Linked DNA regions of Homo sapiens: region 1 is linked to region 2. A link is an interaction called in ENCODE POLR2A ChIA-PET data of the cell type or tissue named here. Cell type or tissue: OCI-LY7. All regions are shown on one strand. Each heading gives the region's core, and the rest is flanking DNA. Links, peaks and the distances in the headings are about the cores only. Region 1 overlaps SNX29 (sorting nexin 29). Region 2 overlaps GSPT1 (G1 to S phase transition 1).

What was found. Peaks named below come from ENCODE experiments on the same cell type or tissue, not always from the same donor. Only the 100,000 strongest peaks of a DNase experiment are listed, where the experiment ranks them.
Region 1: POLR2A ChIA-PET joins it to region 2 with 5 read pairs; 3 of 35 experiments call an interaction of 5 or more read pairs at or near these places.

The regions. Positions count from the first base shown.
Region 1 is chr16:12,005,819-12,017,878 of GRCh38, forward strand. The region is part of intron 3 of SNX29 (sorting nexin 29); the gene reads left to right. Among named protein-coding and RNA genes, the nearest start is that of SNX29, 35 kb to the left of the region's middle. In OCI-LY7, for the core only: no CTCF peak of the experiment used is centred there; a DNase peak (open chromatin) is centred at 5,043.
Region 2 is chr16:11,883,936-11,895,995 of GRCh38, forward strand. GSPT1 (G1 to S phase transition 1) reads right to left here. Exons shown (of 15, transcript NM_002094.4): 5 at 11,019-11,052; 6 at 7,127-7,204; 7 at 3,635-3,815; 8 at 2,842-2,996; 9 at 2,536-2,676; 10 at 1,246-1,339. Among named protein-coding and RNA genes, the nearest start is that of GSPT1, 26 kb to the right of the region's middle. In OCI-LY7, for the core only: no CTCF peak of the experiment used is centred there; no DNase peak of the experiment used is centred there.

The DNA.
Region 1 (12,060 bases), core at 1,270-9,269, 120 kb after region 2:
CTAACTGTTAAGTATATAATGCAAATATTCCACAGTCAGGAAAAATCTGAAATCCGAAACATTTCTGATCCTAAGCATTTTGGATAAGGAATACTGAACCTATATAATAGAATTTACTACCATAACCTTTGTTATAGAAAATGTTCTATTTTATAGTAGAATTTAAAAAGTTAATTCTTTCTGTGATAACTGTTGTTTATGGCTAAAAGGAGTACGTGGCTTACTATTACTAATAATAGGCCAGGCGCTGTGGCTCATGTCTGTAATCTCATTGCTTTGGGAGGCTGAGGTAGGAGGATTGCTTGAGGCCAGGAGTTCAAGGCTGCGGTGAGCTATGATCGTGCCATTGCATTCTAGCTTGGGCAATAGACAGAGACCCTGTCTCTAAAATAATAATAATAATAATAATAATAATAGCCAGGCATGGTGGCTCACGCCTGTAATCCCAGCACTTTGGGAGGCTGAGGCGGAAGGATCACCTGAAGTCGGGAGTTTGAGACCAGCCTGACCAACGTGGAGAAACCCCGTCTCTACTTAAAATACAAAATTAGCCAGGCATGGTGGCACATGCCTGTAATCCTAGCTAAGCAGGGAGGCTGAGGCAGGAGAAGTGCTTGAACCCAGGAGGCGGAGGTTTTGGTGAGCCGAGATTGCGCCATTGCGTTCCAGCCTGGGCAACAAGAGCGATACTGTCTCAGAAAAAAAAAAAAAAAAAAGCAATAATAATAGTTATAGTTTGTGACTACTTTTGCTACATTTTATTTATGTTGATTCCTAGTCCTCAGAAGGAGCAGAAGTATTACCCTTTCTTTTTTTTTTTGAGACAGGGTCTTGCTCTGTTGCTCAGCCTGGAGTACAGTGGTGTGATCATGGTTCACATCAGCCTCAACCTCCCAGGCTCAAGATCTTCCCATCTCAGCCTCCTGAGTAGCTAAGACTACAGATGCAAGCCACCATACCTGGCTAATTTTTGTATTTTTTGTAGAGATGGGGTCTCACTATGTTGCCCAGGCTGGTCTCAAACTTGTGGACTCAAGTGATCCTCCCACCTTGGCCACCCAAAGTGTTGGTATTACAGGTATGAGCCACACTGTGCCTGGGTTATCCCTTTTTTACTGATGAGAAAACAGATTCAGAGAGGCAAAATGCCATAGCCTACGTTAGACGTTTTGGAACGGCTAGAGTTCCATGACTTGTTCTTTCTCCCTTGTGTGCTATTTAGTGACTAAATGGTTTTTGAGGCTGAGTTTAAAAAAAAAAATTATTCTCCTCTACCTCAGTGGGATTCCTTCTTAATATCAGAGACCTGGTCTTACCTTTGAAATGTATTTGGGTAAAGGTGGCACCACCTTCATGTTGGAAAGGCCACATCATTGTCCCTATTCTGTGAGAAAGTTGAATCTCGGCTGGATGCAGTGGCTCACGCCTATAATCCCAGCCTTTTGGGAGGCTGAGGCAGGCGAATCACTTGAGGTCAGGAGTTCAAGACCAGCCTGGCCAACATGGCAAAACCCCGTCTCTACTAAAAATACAAAAATTAGCCAGGCGTGGTGGTGCCCACCTGTAATCCCAGCTACTCGGGAGGCTGAGACAGGAGAATCGCTTGAACCCAGGAGGCAGAGGTTGCAGTAAGCCGAGATCACACCGTTGCAATGCAGCCTGAGTGAGAGAGTAAGACTCTCTCAAAAAAATAATTAAAAAGAAGAAGAAAGTTGAATCTCAAGAGGGAAAGTCAGCGAACATTTAAAAATAACTTAGGACTGACAAGATAGATGAGTTGCCTCCCTTCCTCACCGCTGATAGCTGGCCCGGCCCTGGAGTTGAGCTCAAATCCACTCACTTCCCTCCAACTCCTCTCCTGGCCCGCGGTCCCCATCACCAGCATCTCACAGCATGGCCGCTGCAGCCTTAGGCTCTTCCCATTCGTTCTTGTCCTGCTTCCACCACATTGAATGCAGAATGCAGATTCCCTCACCTCATGCTCCCTTGAAACCTCCCAGCTGCCTTGTCTTTGCTCTTGGGAGAAAGACCCACGTCCTTAACACAGCCTGGAGGCCTCACATGCCCTGCTCTCTGATCCAGCCATCTGCCCTTTTTCTCCTTTTGTTTTTAAAGCTTTTCACTACTTTTTCTTTCTTTTTTTGAGATGGAGTCTCGCTCTGTCACCCAGGCCGGAGTGCAGTGGCGCTATCTCGGCTCCCTGCAAGCTCTGCCTCCCAGGTTCACGCTGTTCTCCTGCCTCAGCCTCCCATGTAGCTGGGACTACAGACGCCCGCCACCATGCCCAGCTAATTTGTTTGTATTTTTAGTAGAGATGGGGTTTCACCGTGTTAGCCAGGATAGTTTTGATCTCCTGACCTTGTGATCCGCCCGCCTCGGCCTCCCAAAGTGCTGGGATTACAGGCGTGAGCCACTGCGCCTGGCCTGCTTTTCGCTACTTTTTCAAGGAAATTTTTTTTTCTTTTTTTGAGATGGAGTTTCGCTCTTGTTGCCCAGGCTGGACTGCAATGGCGCGATCTTGGCTCACCGCAACCTCTGCCTCCTGGGTTCAAGCGATTCTCTTGCCTCGGCCTTCCAGGTAGCTGGGATTACAGGTGTGTACCACCATGCCTGGCTAATTTTGTATTTTTAGTAGAGACAGTATTTCTCCATGTTGGTCAGGCTGGACCTGAACTCCCGACCTCAGGTGATCCTCCCGCCTCGGCCTCCCAAAGTGCTGGGATTACAGGCATGAGCCACCGCACCCGGCCTGGATCATTTTTGACTTACAAAAATGACAGCTTGTTCAAAATAGTTAAAAACAATATGTTTTTCGTATGCCTCTCTTTTTTAAAAGAGTGTGCAGATATCAGGCTCAGAGCCGTCCTCTGGCCATGGCAGAGAGTCAAAATTTATTACATTAATTGTATTTAGTTTTTTTTTTTTTTTTCTTTTTTAACTTGAGATGGAGCCTTGCTCTGTCGCACAGGCTGGAGTACAGTGGCGCAATCTCAGTTCACTGCAACCTCCACCTCCCGGGTTCAAGCGATTCTCTTGACTCAGCCTCCCTAGTAGCTGGGACTATAGGTGCGCGCCTCCAGGCCTGGGTAATTTTTGTATTTTTAGTAGAGACGGGGTTTCACTATGTTGGTCAGGCTGGTCTTAAACACCTGACCTCAAGTGATCCACCTGCCTCAGCCTCCCAAACTGGTGGGATTACAGGCATGAGCCACTGCGCCCGGCCTATGTTTAGTTTTAAGGCTACTGTTTTTATGTCATATGATGCTAGTTTACCATTTACAACTGTGATGGAGCTTTCCATTTTTTAAATTTTAAAATAATTTTTAAACAGGTGTATGTAACTGAACAAAGTGAGTCAAATTCAAGACAAATAAGTAAATAATAGTACATATCCTTACACCGAAAAAAAGCTGCCAAGGTGTTGGTGGATGAGTAATGTTTCGAGTAGAGACAGTGCTAGCAGGACAGAGCAGACCATTGCTGGATTTGGGAGCCTAAATGGTGCACCGTATTTTGCCAAAATACAAAATCCAAGGTGGATGTGTGTGAGCATGTTTTTGTATGTGTGTGTGGGTATGTGTGTGAGAGATATATATATGTATACATGTATATATATATTTTTATATGTGTGTGTGTATATATGTGTGTGTGTGTGTGTGTGTATATATATATATGTATATTTGATCTTGTGAGAGACGGACACCGTGAGATGCTGCCATCTTCACATGGAACATAAAACAGTATTGACATTAGGGGAAATGCAGGCGAGACTTGTTTTTTCCTTCAGATGGAGTCCTGAGAAGCCTCCCCAGGAGGAAGTGGTGGCAGCCGCTGGGCTCTGAAATGCGCGCTTCTCTTTGTTGGTGGTGTTTTCTAGCTCTGTTTTTCTCTAGGAACAAAGACTCGTTCTTATGGTTCATTGAAATTATTCCATGTTCTTTCAGTCAGACTGGCCTGTGAAGAAGCTTTAAGATATCTTTGGAATATTTTGCCCTCTAGAAATAATGGCCCAGGAGCTTTGTAGGCCCTAGAAGTTACCTCAAAGACTAGAAACGTGATTGTTCCGCCAAGGCGTCTTTGTCCCATACGGAATCAGAGGACGTGATCTGGAAGTTTTCCCTTCAAATTATGAACAGGAATGCTAACGGGGGCAGTGGAATCAGCATGGGCTTTGGAGCTTGGCATTTGAATCCTGGGTTTGCCAGTTCTGGGTTGTGTTGCGATTTTGGGCAAGTTTCTTTCTTGCACCTCAATATCCTCAACTCTGAAATGGGTAGTATAATGGTATTCACTTCAGAGGGTTGTTATGAGTCAGTTCATGTGCAACCCTTAAAACATTGCCTGGCAGGTAGTAAGTTTCCAGTAATTGTTAGCTGTTGTGATTTTCATTATAAGGATATGTAAGGTGTTTTGACACTTGGTAGACATTTACCACACACTCACACACTGGATCTCTTTGCCATATGGGTGGCAGTGAGTTGGCTTCAGGTATTCATCTGCATTTAGAAGTTGTTAATTATGGCCAGGTGCAGTGGCCCGCACTTGTAATCTCAAGCCCTTTGAGAGGCCAAGGTGGGAGGATCACTTGATCCCAGGAGTTCGAGACCAGCCTGGCCAACATGGCGAAACCCCATGTCTACAAAAAAACCAAAAATTAGCTAGCCAGGTGCGGTGGTGCAGGCCTGTGGTCTCAGCTACTCAAGAGGCTGAAGCGGGAGGATCACTTGAGCCTAGGAGGTCGAGGCTGCAGTGAGTCATCAACCCGCCATTGCACTCTAGCCTGGGCGATGTGAGACCTCGTCTCAAAACAAACAAACAAACAAACAAGAAATTGCTCTTTTTAATGAACTTTCAGGTGACTGTCAGAAGAAATCATAGGAGAGCATTTCTTCTCCTTTCAAAGCATGCAGAAAAGAATGATTTGTTTTGGTGATTTTTTTTTTTTTAACCTTTTGAGGAATTAGAATCAGTTTTGGACTTTTCAGGAAGCTAAAAACCAAAACCAGCTGCCCTTTGTTGTTCCTGATGTTATTCTTAATGCAGTTGAAAACTGTCACGTGTATCCCCCAGAGGACTTACGAAACGGAATGGCTTTTTCAGGCTTTTTTTTCTCTTTTAAATATCTCTGAATGTTTGTCATGTGATTTTTATGTTCCCTGCATCACAAGTTTCTTACCAGCCTCTAACTAGTTTGAGGTGTTGACTGGATGTTACGATTCTTGTCATCCTGACCAAAAATCCTGGGGTTCATTAATTGGACTCTCCCCCTCCCTTACCCCAAGTACTTTATTTCCACTTTGAGGCTCTGTAGTAGACAGTCCATATTGCATACTCTTTTATTTTACTGCTTGATTAAATGAATTGCTTGGGGTTTTTTTTTTTTTTTTTTTGAAAAAAGATTATTTCTAGCAATGGGGAACCTCCAGGACGTTTAACAAATCTAAGCCCATTTTTATATCTGATTTTTTTTTTTTTGAGACAGGATCGCACTCTGTCGCCCAGGCTGGAGTGCAGTGGCGTGATCTTGGCTCACTGCAACCTCTGCCTCCCAGGTTCTAGCGATTCTTGTGCCTCAGCCTCCGAGTAGCTGGGATTTTAGGGGTGTGTCACCACACCCAGCTAATTTTTGTGTTTTTAGTAGAGACGGGGTTTAACCATGTTGGCCAGGCTGTTCTCAAACTCCTAACCTCAGGTGATCCACCCTTCTTGGCCTCCCAAAGTGCTGGGATTATAGGCGTGAGTCACTATGCCTGGCCCTGAACCTATTTTTATATCTAAATTTAAATTAATATTTGTCTTACTTATATTGATAGTTGTTGAGAAATACTGCCTAGGCCATAATAAACATTATGTTAGCACCGTCATCTTCGTCATGAACCTGACAGTGGAGAGAGGTGGTGAGCATGGGGTGTGAGCTTTGGTGTCAGATATACTTACCTTCATGCCTCCTTCAGCCACAAATCACCAGTTACCAGCTGTGTAATTTTGGACTGACTTAGCTCCTTTAAACCTCGCATGCACCATCTGGAAAATCAGATAATAATAATGATACTCACTTGCTAGGGTTATAGTCAGGATTAGCTGTAATAATATTTGCTTGGTACACCCAGTTAAAACGTAATAAACTCAAAACTTTTTTTTGTATGACTAGACATACCTGTGTTTTTTGACAATTACTAGTAACTGAAGGTTGGAGGGATTGCCTCATTAATTCCTTCATTCAACAGGTATTTATTTATAGAGTACTATGTTGGCATTGGCGATGCAAATTGGATGAGATGGTTGCTGTCTTCAAGAAATTCAAAACTGAATCTGGGAGTTGGACATGTAAATTGTGGGCAATTATGGTGACCTGTAATAAATATTAGTTGTCATAGGGCGACAGCAGGGTTGTTAGCGGTCAAATAGGTGGGATAGGAATTTTAGGCAGAGGGAATAGCAGATGTGAAAGTGCAGGGATGTGGGGCAAAGTGGTGGGGTGCATGAATGAGTGTTGTTTGGTTTGGGAGATCAGTTGGAAAGTCAGCAGGTTCTTCTCTGCTATCACAGGGAAGTATTGGAATGCCATCAGTTAGGGCAGTATTTCTTTTGTTTATTTTTTATTTTTGAGACAGAGTTTTGCTTTTGTTGTCCAGGCTGGAGTACAGTGGTGCAGTCTTGGCTCACTGCAACCTCCGCCTCCCACGTTCAAGTGATTCTCCTGCCTCAGCCTCCCGAGTAGCTGGGACTACAGGCGCCTGCCCCCATGCCTGGCTAATGTTTGTATTTCTCGTGGAGATGAGGTTTCACCATGTTGGCCAGGCTGGTCTTAAACTCCTGACCTCGTGATCTGCCCGCCTCGGCCTCCCAAAGTGCTGGGATTACAGGCGTGAGCCACCGTGCCTGGCAGGGCATTATTTCTTAAACTTAGGCCATTGTGTACCATTTTCACCATTTTTGCCATTTCTATGTTCCATCTGAGCCAGAGGTTGGCTTGAGGTGGAATTCCAAGGCACTGTCTACTCTGGTCTGGTGCTGGTTATATTTTTTCCTGACACACATAAATGTTTATCTGGGTTTCCCTAAAATCGTGTCATGTACTGTGTACCTACAGCGTAGTATGGTACCAATTGGGAAAAAAGAAAGAAAATGACAAAGTCACATTTGCATTTCAGGTAGATAGCTTCTGCCCAGGATGCATGGGTTGGGGTGGGTGGAGGAGTGGAGGTGGGTGGGGTGAGATGGAATCTGGGAGAACCGGGGTTGGAGGGCAGAGTGAAGCAGGGACTGGGGAAGAGACAGAAGGATTGAGGTTTGGGACTGAGCCTTGATGAGATTCAGTGATTACCCAGATGTGGAGGTTGAGAAATAATGTCATGGCTCTACCATGGAAGCTTTGCATAAAACAGCAAAGCCAAATAGCCAGCAAACATATATTAGGAAAATAAAGACACCGAAATTCACTAGTAGTCAAGGAAATGCAAATTAAAGCAACAGTGAGCTGCCTACTTTTCACCCATCAGACTGACAAAACCTCAAAACAACAGTCAAGATTATTGTTAGTGGCCAGGCACGGTGGTTCACGCCTGTAATCCCAGCACTTTGGGAGGCTGAGTGGGGGACAGATTGCTTGAGGCCAGGAGTTCGAGACCAGCCTGGCCAACATAGTGAAACCCTGTCTCTACTGGGGGAAAAAAAAAAAAATATATATATATATATATATATATATATATATATATATATATCGAGAGAGGAGAAAAGGGTGGTCTCATGCACTGCTGGCCAGAAAGCAGGAATGAAAAGAAATATATATTGGTTTTTAAATTATTTATTTTTATTTATTTATTATTTATGTATTTAATTTTGTGATGGAGTCCCGCTGTGTTGCCCAGCCTGGAGTGCAGTGGCATAATCTTGGCTCACTGCAACCTCTGCCTCCCAGGTTCAAGTGATTCTCCTGTCTCAGCCTCCCGAGTAGCTGGGATTACAGGTACATGCCGCCATACCCGGCTAATTTTTTTTGTTTTGTATTTTAGTAGAGATGGGTTTCACCGTGTTGCCCAGGCTGGTCTTGAACTCCTGAGCTCAGGCAATCTACCCGCTTCGGCCCCCCAAAGTGCTAGGATTACAGGCATAAGCCACCGTGCCTGGCCTTTATTTTTATTTATTAAGAAAATGTTTTTAAAGACGGGTCTTGTTATATTGCCCAGGCTGGCTTTGAACTCCTGGCCTCAAGTGATCCTCCCTCCTCAAACTCCCAAATAGCTGAGACTCCAGGTGCATGCCACTGTGCCTGGCTGAGTTTTTATTTTTTTAAAGCAAGCTTTTGGTTTGAATTTTTTGTTCTCTCAGGCTGTGGACTTTGACCAGACTTGGAGATCCCATTGACTATTGGCTTCATGTGATTTCTCGTGTCTCATTTATTCACGCCTGCATCCAGGGGCTCTTGTTTTTCTCCATTCTCTTTTTCCGTTTTGATTTACTGGCTCCTGCAGCAGATTCCTTCTCAGTGCCAGCACCTGTTCCTGATTTTGTCATTCCTCATCCGCCAAGAGTATCCAGGCAGCATTTGCATCTAGACCAAGAGTTGGAGATCTGTCTATACCAGGGAGGACAATTATTGTTTATATTAGTAACATTTGGAAATTATCAGAGCCGGGCGCGGTGGCTCATGCTTGTAATCCAAGCACTTTGGAAGGCCGAGGAGCACAGATCACCTGAGGTCAGGAGTTGGAGACCCGCCTGACCAACATAGAGAAACCCTGTCTCTACTAAAAATACAAAATTAGTTGGGCGTGGTGGTGCATGCCTGTAATCCTAGCTTCTCAGGAGGCTGAGGCAGAAGAATTGCTTGAACCTGGGAGCCAGAGGTTGTGGTGAGCCGAGATCATGCCATTGTACTCCAGCCTGGGCAACAAGAATGAAGCTCCGTCTCAAAAAAAAAAAAAAAAAAGAAAAGAAAAAGAAAATCATCAGAAATTATGATTTACCATTTAAAGATAGGTTATTTTTCCATTTTCTGGTTCCTCTGTACAAAGATTAATTTGATTATTTGTATGTACCTTTCTGCTATTCTCAAACCTTCACACTTATGGTACCTTGAAAACTGCTGCCTTGTGAGTTATCACTGTTGCAAAGCATGAATTTTTTTCTTTTTACTTTTTGGTCAACTATTTTTTTTGGGGGAGAGGGGGAGGGTCCCGTTTTTTCTGTCCTGTATGTTTTCCTTCCCTTTGGGTTGCTTATGTTAATGACCAAGAATTATTTGTTCTATATTTTTCCATGCGTACACAATTATTTACAGATAAAATAGCCATGTATATATACACATATATGTAGCCTTATTGCCATTGTTTTACAAAAATAGAATCATACATAATGCTGTGCATTTTTATTTTTTATCTTGGTACTCCTGCACTGAAACATTTCCAAGTTATAGTTCTTTTTTTTTAATTTTTTATATTTTTTGGAGATGGTGTCTCACTCTGTCGCCAGATTGGAGTGCTGTAGTGCGATCTCAGCTCACTGAAACTCTCTGGTTCAAGTGATTCTCCTGCCTCAGCGTCCGGAGTAGCTGGGATTACAGGCACGCACCACCATGCCTGGCTAATTTTTGTATTTTAGTAGAGATGTAGTTTCCCTATGTTGGCCAGGATGGTCTTGATCTCCTGACCTCGTGATCTGCCCGCCTCAGCCTCCCAAAGTGCTGGGATTATAGGCGTGAGCCACCGTGCCTGGTCTTTTTTTTTTTTTTCCGAGACGGAGTCTTGCTCTGTCGCCCAGGCTGGAGTGCAGTGATGCGATCTTGGCTCAGTGCAAGCTCCGCCTCCCGGGTTCACACCATTCTCCTGTCTCAGCCTCCTGAGTAGCTGGGACTACACGCGCCCGCCACCGTGCCCGGCTAACTTTTTGTATTTTTAGTAGAGATAGGGTTTCACCGTGTTAGCCAGGATGGTCTCGATCTCCTGACCTCGTGATCTGCCCACCTTGGCCTCCCAAAGTGCTAGGATTACAGGCGCCTGAGCCACTGTGCCCAGCCTCCAAGTTATAGTTCTAATGATTCTTTTTATTTATTTATTTTTTTTGGGACAGAATGTCGCTCTGTCACCCAGGCTGAAGTGCAGTGGTGCAATCTTGGCTCACTGCAACCTCCACTTCCCAGGTTCAAGCAATTCTCCTGTCTCAGCCTCCTGAGTAGCTGGGATTACAGGCGCCCGCCACCACGCCCGGCTAATTTTTGTGTTTTTATTAGAGACGGGATTTCACCATGTTGGCCAGGCTGGTCTCAAATTCCTGACCTCAAGTGATCTGCCCACCTTGGCCTCCCAAAGTGCTGGGATTGCAGGTGGGAGCCACTGCCCCCGCCCGGCTAATAATTCTTTTTAAAAGGCTACATTGCATTGCATGTTGCAGATGTACAAACAGTTGCCTGTGGAATACTGACTTTGTTTCTGATTTTTACTATGATGGACAATGAAGCAATAGACATTCTTAAGCATCATTTTTTTTTTAATATACTGAGGATTTTATATTTCTGGTATAGGTTTCCAGGAGTTGGGTTGCTGAGTCAGAGAGCAGCCTCTGGCTTTCGAAACATTTCTACCAGTAGTTCATAAGTCTACCTTTTTCTTTCTTGCCAACAATAATTTCACTGGCACAAGAGTGTCATTGCTAGGTTGTATGGTATTTGCATAGTTAGTTTTATCTAGAGCGGCTGTACCATTTTGCGTTCCCACCAGTAGTGTGGCAGTGATCCAGTTTCTCTGTGTCCTTGCTAGCATTTGATTTTGTCATGACTTTGTATTTTAGCCATTCTGATAGGTGTGTAGTTGTGTCTTATTGTGGTTTGAATTTGCATTTCCCTAATGACTAATGATGTTGGACATCTTTTCCTGTGCTTGTTGGCCATCTGCATATCCCTTTTGGTGAGCTGTCTGTTCATTTCTTGTTCATTTTCTTGCTGTTAGGGCTTTTATTTTTATAGGGTGATTTCCTAGAAGTGGGATTGCTGGGTCAAAGGGTTATGCACCTTAAAAAAAATTATACTGGCCGAACACAGTGGCTCATACCTATAATTCTAGCACTTTGGGAGGCCAGGGCAGGAGGATTGCTTAAGCCCAGGAGTTACAGACCAGCCTGGGCAACATAGTGAGACCCCTGTCTTTACAAAAAAAAAAATTAAAAAAATTAACTGACCGTGGTAGCGCCTGTGGTCTCAGCTACTTGGGAGGCTGAGGTGGAAGATCACTGGGACCCGGGAGGTCGAGACTGCGGTGAGCCATGATTTTGCCACTGCACTCCAGTGTGGGTGACAGAATGAGACCCTATCTCAACAACAGCAACAAAAATTATACTGCCTGATGTCTTTGCAGAAAGGTATAGCAATTCATATTTCTATTCCTATTGGCAATACCTATTTCCCCATGCTCTTGCTAGCACTATGATTGCTTTTGAAGTCCTTAGTCCTAACCTGGGCCTCAGTGTTACTATACTTTCTTGGGCTATTAGTGAGATTGAGTATCTTTTCTTATATTTATTGGCCAACTGTATTTCACCCTTTTGTGGTTGATTTCTTCACCTTCTGTGCTTTTTATTTTTTGAGTTGCTTGTCTTATCCATTTGTAGAAACAGAGTTTTTGTGAATATTAATTTTTTCAGCTATATGTTCTGTTAATATTTTCTCATCTGTCACTTTAGTTATTGTTTCACTGTATTTATGGTATCTTTTTGCCATGTAGACATTTACAAATTTTATGTAATTAATTCTGTGAACCTTAAAATGTTTTGGTTTTCGAGTACTGCATCTTATCCTCAGATTCTTCAGTATTTTTCTCAGTTATTTTTACTGTAAACGTTTTCATTTTTTACACTTAACATTTTTCTTTGATCTTGACCCATCTGGAATTTCATTCTGTCTGTGGTTTGCATTAGGAATTTATCCTTATGAGACAGGAATTTATCCTTATTTTTTTTTCAGCTGCATGATCCTTTGTGTTAACGACATTGGTTAAGCAGCCCATTCTGCCCATCTGACTGAAGTGCTACCATTATTATAGATAAAATGCTTCCATATGTATTAGG
Region 2 (12,060 bases), core at 1,769-9,768:
AACAACACAGAAGTTTATGTTGGAAGATCTGAACTGTTTGTACAAATTCAGGTTCTCCTGATCTCTAGGCCTGTTTCCTCATATATAAAATTGGAAAAAGCAATACTTGTTAAAGAAATTTAGAACGGAGCTAATTAAAGAATAATGTATTTGAGGAGGGGAAAACATTACATACATTGATACCGCAAAACTTAAAAATTCAAGTTGGAAATCCAGTTAAAAACAAGGAAGTTTATTTTTTTTAAGACGAACATCCAGTGCTGGTGAGGCTGTGGTAAAACTAACACTCATGCTGCTAGTGGTGACAGAAGTTAGCACAGTATTTTTGCGATGCTATTTACCAATATGCATCAACTTTAATAAGAAAATCCTTTGAGCCCAGCAGTTACATCTATGAGTTTATCACTAAGATATGATCCCTGGCTCATCGGGAAACAGCTAAAATAAACTAAACTTGTTGAATAAATTATGGTCTATCTATACCACTAATATAAAGCCATTAAGAAAAAGACATCAATGTTATGTTGTTAATAAAGTTTTTGGACCGGGCATGGTGGCTCATGCCTGTAAGCCCAGCACTTTGGGAAGCCAAGGCGGGCGGATCACCTGAGGTTAGGAGTTCGAGACCAGCCTGGCCAACATGGTGAAAACCGGTCTCTACTAAAAATACAAAAAACAATTAGCTGGATGCGGTGGCACACGCCTGTAGTCCCAGCTACTCAGGAGGCTGAGGCTGGAGAATCTCTTGAACCTGGGAGGCAGAGGTTGCAGTGAGCTGACATCACACCACTGCACTCTAGCCTGGGTGACAGAGTGAGACTCCGTCTCAAAAAAAAAAAAAAAAAAGAAGGCCAGGTACGGTGGCTCACGCCTGTAATCCCAGCACCTTGGGGGAGGCCGAGGCAGGTGGATCACAAGGTCAGGAGATCGAGACCATCCTGGCTGACACAGTGAAACCCCGTCTCTACTAAAAATATAAAAAATTAGCTGGGCGTGGTGGCGGGAGCCTGTAGTCCTAGCTACTCAGGAGGCTGAGGCAGGAGAATCACTTGAACCAAGGAGGCAGAGCTTGCAGTGAGCTGAGATCGCGCCACTGCACTCCAGCCTGGGGGACAGAGTGCAAGATTCTGTCAAAAAAAAAACAAGAAAGAAAAGAAAAGAAAAAAAGTTTTCAAAACTAGAAACAAAATGCACAACAATGATTTCCCCTCCCAGGAAACCCAATTTCTTTAACATTTTGGGTACCTTGTACTTATCCACAATTGGCAGCCTGATTGGTCCATCAACTGATCTATTGAAGTTCGGCAAATTATCCAGATATGGAATAAACGGTAATCCACTGAGAACATAACAACAAAGCCATTAAAGGAAGTCAACATAAATATCAAAATGTTAAGTTACATGACTATAAACAGCTTCTAATAATATTTTCATTCTACTCATGTATTCTTCCCATTCAACCACTTTATTATCCATTTCATCTCACTTATTCCACAGAAAACTATTATAAAACTGCTCAGTATAAGGCTTCCTCATAAACTTATTAAAATTTAGAGAAATATTTTATAGCAAATAGCCTACATGTAATAAATTGACTATATTACTTTTTATGGACTTTTCCAGCTATGAAACCAAGATTCTATAAAATAATTTCCCCTTTAAACATACAGTATTGGCTGCGTGCAGTGGCTCATGCCTATAATCCCAGCACTTTGGGAGGCCGAAAGGCAGGTGCATCTCTTGAGCCCAGGAGTTCGACACCAGCCTGGGCAACATGGTGAATCTGTCTCTACTAAAAATACAAAAATCAGCCGGGTGCGGTGGCATGTGCCTACAGTCCCTACGACTTGGGAGGCTGAGGTGGGAGGATCTCTTGAGCTGGGAGGCAGAGGTTGCAGTGAGCCGAGATCATGCCACTGCACTCCAGCCTGGTTAACAGAGTGAAAACCTGTTTCAAAAAAACAAACCAAAAAAAAGAAACACGGAGTTCAAGAATAAACTCGTATTTATGGTCATTTGATTTTCAAAGAGGGAGCCAAATCAATTCAATGAAAAAAGAATAGTCTTTTCAACAAATTGTGTGTAAACAATTAATATACAAAAACAAAACAAACCTACACATAGACCTTACATCTTACACAAAAGTTAACTCAAAATCAAATACATATCTAAATGTAAAAAACTTCAAAAATAAAACCTTTTGTGCTTCAAAGGACACCATCGAGAAGTGAAAAAAGGCAATCCATAAAGTGGGAGAAAATACTTGCTATAATCATATTGTAGCTGATAAGGGACTGGTAGCCAGTATTAAAAAGAACTCTTAGGACTCAGTAACAAAATGACAACCCAGTTTAAAAATGGGCAAAGATCTTAGTATTTTTAAAGCCAAGGTTACATTTAATATTTTCTTAAATTACTTATAAAGATATATGCTCAAAAGCATATGTTAACATGTTACTCAGCATATGTCTTTATAAGTAATTTAAGTAATAACATCCTTTTCCTTTTTAAAAAAAGGAAAAAACAGTTACTTACATGTACCAAGGACAGAAATCCGACTGCTCTTTGAGATTTGCTCCAGTAAGTCCTGAGCAGGGCATAAAGTGAATGTCCTTTTTGGGATTGAAGCCAACTTTTTTCAAAAATGGCACTAGTTTCTCCTTACATTCTTCATATCTGCAATTATAATGTAACCAAAATAACTCAATTATAATGTAAACCAAGAACTCTAGTTTCCTAAGTAAACAGATTAAGGTTTAGAAAAACCCTAGAGAAAAAGTCGTACAATAACAAAACCATCCTTAATCCCACTAACATAAAATACCAGACATCTACGCTCACCTCTCATTGCTCCAATTTACTGTTGGATCATCCATCTTATTAATTAGCACAATTAGGTGTTTTACACCTGCTGTCTTTGCCAACATTGCATGTTCTCTTGTCTGTCCTCCTTTTTCAAATCCAGTTTCAAACTCTCCTTTCCTGGCTGAGATTACCTAATTCCAAGAAAGGAAACAGTTTACTCCTTCGCCTTCAGGCATACCCTTATGGCAGTAAAACATCTTTCCTTTCAGTTATATCACGAGTTTTTTTTTTTTTTTTTGCAAGAAAATAGAAGCAAACGAGTTATGACGTACCTGCTTTTGAATGTCACAAATCAAACAATGTCTAGATGCTTCCAATCCCCCACATTCCCAAAATCTAGTATACCTGCATATTTTAAAATTCCAACATTTACTTTCTAGCTATTGTAACTACAAAGGAAAAAAAATTGTGATCTACTACCAGTACATTGTGAAAAGCGCAAAATGACTGAAGACCGTATGAAACAGATGGTTTCCTATTCATTTTTTACCCATGGTGCCTAACGGTGGGCTTGGCATTTAATGGAGACTAAGTTCTGACATGGTAATAGATAATAGCAACAGGAGAGAAAAGGTGAAACGTATTTTCAGAAGTAAATCAAATTTTGAAGATTTCTTGAAGAGAGATTAGTATGATGAAAACTGTGACCGTGTACATCATTATATTTCACTGCAACCTGAATTTGAGCTTTTAGAAGATAAATTCAAATTTAAAGATATAAGCGGGGCTACTAACAAATATACAGATGGACTGGAAATGTCTTTCTTACCAGCACAGCCAAATCAGCTTGAGAGGCACCACCAATCATATTTGGGACAAAACTCTTGTGGCCAGGGGCATCTAGAATTGTGAAATGCTTCTTTTCGGTTTCAAAATAGGCACGACCCACTTCTACTGTTTTACCCTTGTCTCGTTCTTCCTGATTTGTGTCTAAGGCCCAAGACAAGTACCTGAAATAATTTTTAAAAAAAGAACAATATTCCTAAGAACATCAGAGTTTTTAGGATATTCTTCACCATTAAAGATATAATGGATGACACACAACACCTAAATCACGAACAAGATTGGTGAAATGAAAATTGAGCCGGGTGCGGTGGCTCACATCTGTAATCTGAGCACTTTGGGAGGCCAAGGCGGCGGATCACAAGGTCAGGGGTTCGACACCAGCCTGACCAACATGGTGAAGCCCTGTCTCTACCGAAAATACAAAAATTAGCTGGGTGTGGAGGAGCCCACCTGTAGTACTTAGGAGACTGAGGCAGGAGAATCGCTTGAACCTGGGAGGAGGAGGTTGCAGCGAGCCAAGACCGTGCCATTGCACTCCAGCCTGGGCGACAGAGCAAGGCTCCGTCTCAAAAGAAAACAAAGAAATTGAAAGAATAGGGCTGGGCGCAGTGGCTCACGCCTGTAATCCCAGCACTTTGGGAGGCCGAGGCTGGCAGATCACCTGAGGTCAGGAGTTCGAGACTAGCCTGGCTAATATGATGAAACCTCATCTCTACTAAAAATACAAAAGTTGGGCATAGTGGTGCACACCTGTAGTCACAGCTATTTCGAAAGCTGAGGCAGGACAATCGCTTGAAGCTGGGAGGTAGAGGTTGCAGTGAGCCAAGATCGTGCCATCGCACTCCAGGCTGGGCAACAGAGGGAGACTCTGTCTCTCAAAAAAAAAAAAAAAGGGCTAGGTGCAGTGGCTCATGCTTGTAATCCAAGCACTTTGGGAGGCCAAGGCAGGCGGATCACCTGAGGTCAAGAGATTGAGACCATCCTGGCCAACATGGTGAGACCCCATCTCTACTAAAAATACAAAAATTAGCTGGGCATGGTGGCGGGCGCCTGTAGTCCCAGCTACTCGGGAGGCTGAGGCAGGAGAATCGCTTGAACCCAGGAGGCGGAGGTTGCAGTGAGCTGAGATCGCGCCACTGCACTCCAGCCTGGTGACACAGTGAGACTCCGTCTCAAAAAAATAAATAAATAAAATAAAACTGAAAGAATGTATTATTTTGATTCAAACCCTTAGAGCTTTTATATAAACGCAGTCAATTATACCATCTAGAACTTTATGGCAAGTTGACTACACAGAAAGACTAACTACAAATGCCAATATCACTGTGTGTTAAGTGATAATGAGCTCCCTTATTACTTCATTTTTATACTCACATGGCACAAAATACAACACAAATAATGGCTGTCTTGAGAGTTAAAGGGTAATAATAAAACTTTTTTGGATGGATGCTGTGGCTCACGCCTGTAATTTCAGCATTCTAGGAGGCTGAGGCAGGCAGATCACAAGGTCAGGAGATTGAGACCATCGTAGCTAACACGGTGAAACCCTGTCTCTACTAAAAATACAAAAAATTAGCCAGGCGTGGTGGCGGGTGCCTGTAGTCCCAGCTACTTGGGAGGCTGAAGCAGGAGAATGGTGTGAACCCAGGAGGTGGAGCTTGCAGTGAGTGGAGATGGAGCCACTACACTCCAGCCTGGGCAACAGAGCCTAGGTCGTGCCCGGCACCCCCACCCCTCTTCTTCTTTTTTTTTTTTTTTTTTTTTTTTTTTGGAGATGGGAGTCTTGCTCTGGCCAGGTTGGAGTGCAGTGGCACCATCTCGGCTCACTGCAACCTCTGCTTCCCAGGTTCCAGCTATTCTCCTGCCTCAGCCTCCCAAGTAGCTGGGATTACAGGTGCCCACCACCACGCCCGGCTACTTTTTGTATATATATTTTTTGAGATGGAGTTTAGCTCTTGTTGCCCAGGCTGGAGTGCAGCAGCACCATCTCGGCTCACCGCAACCTCCGCCTCCCAGGTTCAAGTGATTCTCCTGCCTCAGCCCCCCGAGTAGCTGGGATTAGAGCATGCGCCACCATGCCCAGCTAATTTTGTATTTTTAGTAGAGACAGGGTTTCTCCATGTTGGTCAGGCTGGTCTCGAACTCCTGACCTCAGGTGATCCGCCTGCCTCGGCCTCCCAAAGCGCTGGGATTACAGGCGTGAGACACTGTGCCCGGCCATTTTTGTAGTTTTAGTAGAGACAGGGTTTCACCATATTGGCCAGGGTGGTCTCGAACTCCTGACCTCAGGTGTGATCTGCCTGCCTTGCCTCCCAAAGTGCTGAGATTACAGGCTTGAGTCACCGCGCCTGGCCCAATAAAAGTTGTTTTCCTTTTTTCTTTTTTTTTTTTTGACATGGTGTCTCACTCTGTTGCCCAGGCTGGAGTGCAGTGGTGCAATCTCGGCTCACTGCAACCTCCGCCTCCCGGGTTCACGCCATTCTCCTGCCTCAGCCTTCCAAGTAGCTGGGACTACAGGTGCCTGCCACCTTGCCCAGCTAATTTTTTGTATTTTTAGTAGAGACGGGGTTTCACCATGTTAGCCAGGATGGTCTCGATCTCCTGACCTCGTGATCCGCCCGTCTTGGCCTCCCAAAGTGCTGAGATTACAGGCTTAAGCCACTGTGCCAGGACTAAAACTTTTTAATAAAATAAAAAATAACTGTCCTCAGATATTTTTGAAAACTGAAAGCCACTAACGCACCATGTGGGAGCAATGGTTACTTGCTAAAAATTGCTTCAATATCACACTGCCAGGCAAAAATTCATATAAATTCAAACCATCCGTAATAGTGGGCATTAATTTAGCTTACCTCATCATCTTCACAGCATGTCCTCAATTTTTTATAACAACACTGACTAGCATTTCTCCCGCTTATTTTAGAGGAATATAATTTTATTTTAAAAAAATGACTGTCAATATCCCATTGAGGTAAGGCTTGCTAACTTTTTAAAAATAAAAGTAACAAGGTTAGAAAACAAAAAAGTTGACTGTCTCACCATTCAAAGGCAACCACTGTCAATAATTCCATTCCATTTTATTTCCAGCATTTATTTATATAATGGTCATATCTTAAGTACAGGGATGTTTCCTGCTTCCCCCCAACTGCCACCACAACGCAAGTTCTATTCATGGTTACTATAAATTATGTAAATGTAAGTTTTCAGTGGTTGCAAAATCACCCAATTAAATGGATGGTTTATAGTATTTTCAACAAGTCTATCACCAGATATATGGATTGTTTCCAAATTTCTCTGTGTAAGTTATTAAAGCATTAGGAACTCATCTACTGTGTATTATGAGGAGAGGGGAAATTTCCTTTGTTGTGATACGATTTTAGACTTCAACAATTTATATTTTAACAGGCTCCAAAAGCACTAAGTGGGCATCGTCTCCTTAAAAGTAATTTATAAGTGTCATAAAAGTTTACTATACCAAGTTTCTCTGTTTTTCTCTTTAGCTTCTCTTTCATACTTTTCAAGCGTCCTTTTGTCAACCATTCCAGTCAAATACCTGAAAACATTTAAAGAAAAAAAAAAGTAAACAATTACTCACAAATTACTCAGTGGAATTAGGAAAACGTGAAAATTGTCGAAAATTTCAACGTCAGAAAATAGTTATTTTATATGTGTGTGTCTGTCTAAAAAAATATAAAATATATATATAACATATATAACATATTTTTATATAAAATATATTACACATTTTTATATAAAATATATATATTACATATATATATATATTTTTTTTTTTGAGACAGAGTTTCGCTCTTGTCATCCACCTGGAGTGCAATGGCACAATCTCGGCTCACTGCAACCTCTGCCTCCTGGGTTCAAGTGATTCTCCTGCCTCAGCCTCCTGAGTAGCTGGGATTACAGGCACCCACCACCAAACCCGGCTAATTTTTGTACTTGTAGTAAAGATGGGGTTTCATTACGTTGGCCAGGCTGGTCTCGAACTCCTGACCTTGGGTGATCCACCTGCCGCAGCCTCCCAAAGTGCTGGGATTACAGGCGTGAGCCACCACGCCTGGCCATATTTTTTTTTTTTTTTTGAGACAGGGTCTCGCTCTGTCGCCTAGGGTGGAGTGCAGTGGCGTGATCTCAGCTCACTGCAACTTCCTCCTCCTGGGTTCAAGCGATTCTCCTGTCTCAGCCTCTCAAGTAGCTGGGATTACAGGCGTGTGCCACCATGCCTGGCTAAGTTTTTGTATTTTTAGTAGAGACTGGGTTTCACCATGGTCAGGCTGGTCTCGAACTCCTGACCTCAAGTGATCTGCCAGCCTCAGCCTCCCAAAGTGCTGGGAATACTGGCATGAGAACCACCACGCCTGGCCAGAAAATAGTTAAAGTAAAGGAACCACTGGTGGATGCTAAAATTATGGAAAGTGTAAGTGGAAAAAGGATATTTACAGTCTCGAATTAACAGACAAAGTGGCCTGGTGTGATGGCTCATGCCCGTAATCCCAGCACTTTGGGAGGCTGAGGTGGGAGGATCCCTTGAGGCCAGGAGTTTGAGACCAGCCAGTGCAACACAGTGAGACCATCTCCACATAAATATTAAAAAATTGGCCTGGTGTGGTGATGCATGCCTGTATTCCTAGCTACTTGGGAGGCTGAAGTGAGAGGATCACCTGAGCCCAGGAGTGTGAGGTTACAGTAAGCTATGATTCCACCACTGCACTCTAGCCTGTGTTTAAGAGCAAGACCCTGTCTCTAAAAAAAACAAAAAATCAGGCCAGGTGTGATGGCTCATGCCTGTAATCTCAGCACTTTGGGAAGCTGAGTTGGGAGGACTGCCTGAGTCCATGAGGTTGAGGCTGCAGTGAGCCATGATTACACAACTGCCCTCCAGCCTAAACAACAGGGAGACCCTTTCTCAAAAAAACAAAAAAAACAAAAAAAACAAAAAATAAAAAATGGCCGGGCACGGTGGCTCAGGCCTATAATCCCAGCACTTTGCGAGGCCAAAGCAGGCGGATCACAAGGTCAGGAGTTCAAGACCAGCCTGACCAACATGGTGAAACCTCATCTCTACTAAAAATACAAAAAAATTAGCCAGACGTGGTGGTGCATGCCTGTAATCCCAGCTACTTGGGAGGCTGAGGCAGGAGAATCATTTGAACCCAGGAGGCGGAGGTTGCAGTGAGCCAAGATCACACCACTGCACTGCACTCCAGCCTGGGCGATAGAGATTCTGTCTCAAAAAAAAAAAAAAAAAAAAAAAAAAGAAAAGAAAAGGGAAAACAATAACCTTATAGTGGACAATCTTGACAGATGACACCTTAACCAAGTAATCATGACTAATTTCACCAGTAATAAGGAAGTTTTGATGAATGACTATGGTTATAAGATGTCAACATCAGGGCAGGATGAATGAAGGGAACTTCCCGTACTGTTTTTGCAACCATTCCGTAAATCTAAAATTATTTCAGAATATAGTAGGTTTTGTTTTTTGTTTTTGTTTGTTTTTTTTAAGTAAATATAAGGTGGGCATGGTGGTGCAAGCGTGTAGTCCCAGCTACTTGGGAGGCTGAGGTAGGAGGATCAGTTGAGCACAGGAATTTGAAGCTATAGTGCGCTATCATCCTCCCCCCTATAAATAGCCACTACCCTCCGGCCTGGGCAACACAGCGAGACCCTGTCTCTTAAAATAAATATAGTTTTATTTTTATTTTTTATAGAAATGAGGGTCTCACTATATTGTCCTGGCTCTTCTTGAAGCCTGGGCTCAAATGATCCTTCCGCCTTGGCCTCCCAAAATGCTAGGATTACAGATATGAGCCACCATGCCCAGCCAAGTAAATTTAAAAATAAAATAACAAGTAAATGTAAATGTAGGTACTATAGAAAAGAAAAAAAAATTGCAACAATGTTGTCTAGGCAAGTAAGTCTTATTACTTGTCAAAATGAGATAATAATTTCAAAATAGTTCGTTAGTAATGCATACTTCCTTGACTCAATCCAATTCAAAGCTCTCCTTTCCCTATAGCTTTCATCTGTGTTCTCCACGTAGACATCTATAGTGCAGTGCACCTAAGCATTTGCATGTAGAAACCCAGTGTGACGCCACCAAAACTTACAGCCCATCAGCAAAAAATATACACTGTCCTGAAACATAACATCATATGGCTGTGACACTTCAACCACAGAGACCTGGGGAAGGACCCCTGTTTAACAGCCTGTCTTAGAGTCTCTGTTGTGGAAATGTTCAAAAGTAACTGGCAAGATTACCAATGATGATTAGCCAGGTGTGGTTAATCACACCTGTATGCCAGCACTTTGGGAGGCAGTAGAGGTGGGCAGACCACTTGACCCCAAGAGGTCAAGACCAGCCTGGGCAATATGATGAAACACCACCTCTACAAAAAAACACAAAAATTAGCCAGGCTTGGTTGCATGCACCTGTGATCCCACCTGCTTGGGAGGCTGAGGTGGAAGGATTGCTTGAGTCCAGGAGGTCGAGGCTGCAGTGAGCCAAAATCATGCCACTGCACTCCAGCCTTGGTGACAGAATGAGACCCTATCTCAAAAAAAAAAAAAAAAAAAAAAAAAAAAAAAAAAAAAAAATTTAACTAGGCAAGATGATGGCAAGCCCTCTAGGTCCTCTGATGACACAGTTCAAAGAAATGGGTCTAATTTAGAGAAGCAATTAAAAATTTAGGACTTTTTAGTTATCAAGATTTGTCAATACTAAAATGCATTACTAAAGGCCAGCCACGGTCATTTCATACCTAGGAAATTTCTATAATACGATCAAAAAATTATCTTAGCATTTTAGCTAGTCTACCTGTCTTTTATTAAATCCATATACATTTAAGGAGCTGATGAATGAGGAAAAAACAGTTCCCCCATTCACCAGATTCAAGAGCTGGTTGTCATTATTCCCATGTATGTTATATGCAAAGGAGACCAAGTTTCCCATAATCTAGAGTTCTGTGTTCATTTTTTATTTTTAAAAAATGTAAAAAGCTTTCAGAAACACATTTAACACTAGTAATAATCACATTACAAAAACTACTACTTTTAAAAAAATTAAAGTAGAGACAGAGTCTCATTGTCTTGCCCAGGCTGGTTTCAAACTCCAGACCTCAAGTCCAGTGATCCTCCCACCTTAGCCTCTCAAAATGCTGGGATTATAGGTGTGTTCCACCACACCAGGCCAAAAATCACTTCTTAACATCAGTATTGTGTCCCAGTAATTTTATTTTTAATTTTTCTTTGGGGGACCTGTTTTATCTCCTTTGTGTGACTGTATGAAGGTTTACAATGCCTAAAATTCATTACATCAATTTAACTCTGTTATTTAACAAAAGATACAGACTTACATTATTTGTCCTCCAATGGTTGACTTGCCAGCATCTAAAAGTAACATCAACATGCAAACCATAGGTTAAAACCAAAAACCAATGGCTAAATATGCAAACAACAGCACCCTTTAACATACATAATTAAATCTTCCATATGAATTTGGGGCATAAATCCTAGTTCATTACCCTTCTCCTTTTGAAAATGAGCCTCAAGGCTGGGCTCGGTGGCTCACGCCTGTAATTCCAGCACTTTGGGAGGCCAGCGAGGGCGGATGACCTCAGGTCAGGAGTTCGAGACCAGCCTGGCCAACATGGTGAAACCCCGTTTCTACTAAAAATACAAAAATTAGCTAGGCGTGGTGGCGGCCGCCTGTAATCCCAGCTACTTGGGAAGCTGAGGCAGGAGAATCGCGTGAACTCGGGAAGCAGAGGTTGCACTAAGCTGAAATCACGCCATTGCACTCCAGCCTGGGCGACAAGAGTGAAACTCCATCTCAAAAAAAAAAAAAAAAACCACTTAAAAACACTTTACTGATAAAGAATTTTTTAACAGATTACTCCGAAAGCACAGCGGCAACAGACTATAAATTCCCCAAGAGAAGTTTCCAAGAGCAAAAGCAGCTGAAGAACTGTGAACTAGATTCAGGTGCTTTTCCTTTCACTTACAGCAAATGAGGTATGTGCTCCTTTACACCTTTTTTTCCCCACGAGACGGAATCTTGCTCCGTTGCCCAGAGCTGGAGTGCAGTGGTGCGATCTCACCTCACTGCAACCTCCACCTTCTGGGTTCAAGCAATTCTCCTGCCTCAGCCTCCGGAGTAGCTGGGATTACAGGCTCATGCCACCACACCTGGCTAATTTTTGTATTTTTAGTAGAGACGGGGTTTCACCATGTTGGCCAGGCTGGTCTTGAACTCCTGACCTCGTGATGTGCCCGCCTTGGCCTCCCAAAGTGCTGGGATTACAGGCGCCAGCCACAGTGCCCAGCCGCTCCTTTACACTTTCAAAAGAGTTCTTGCTACTAAAAGAAGGGGTACAGTGTTTCATATCTGGGGGGAAG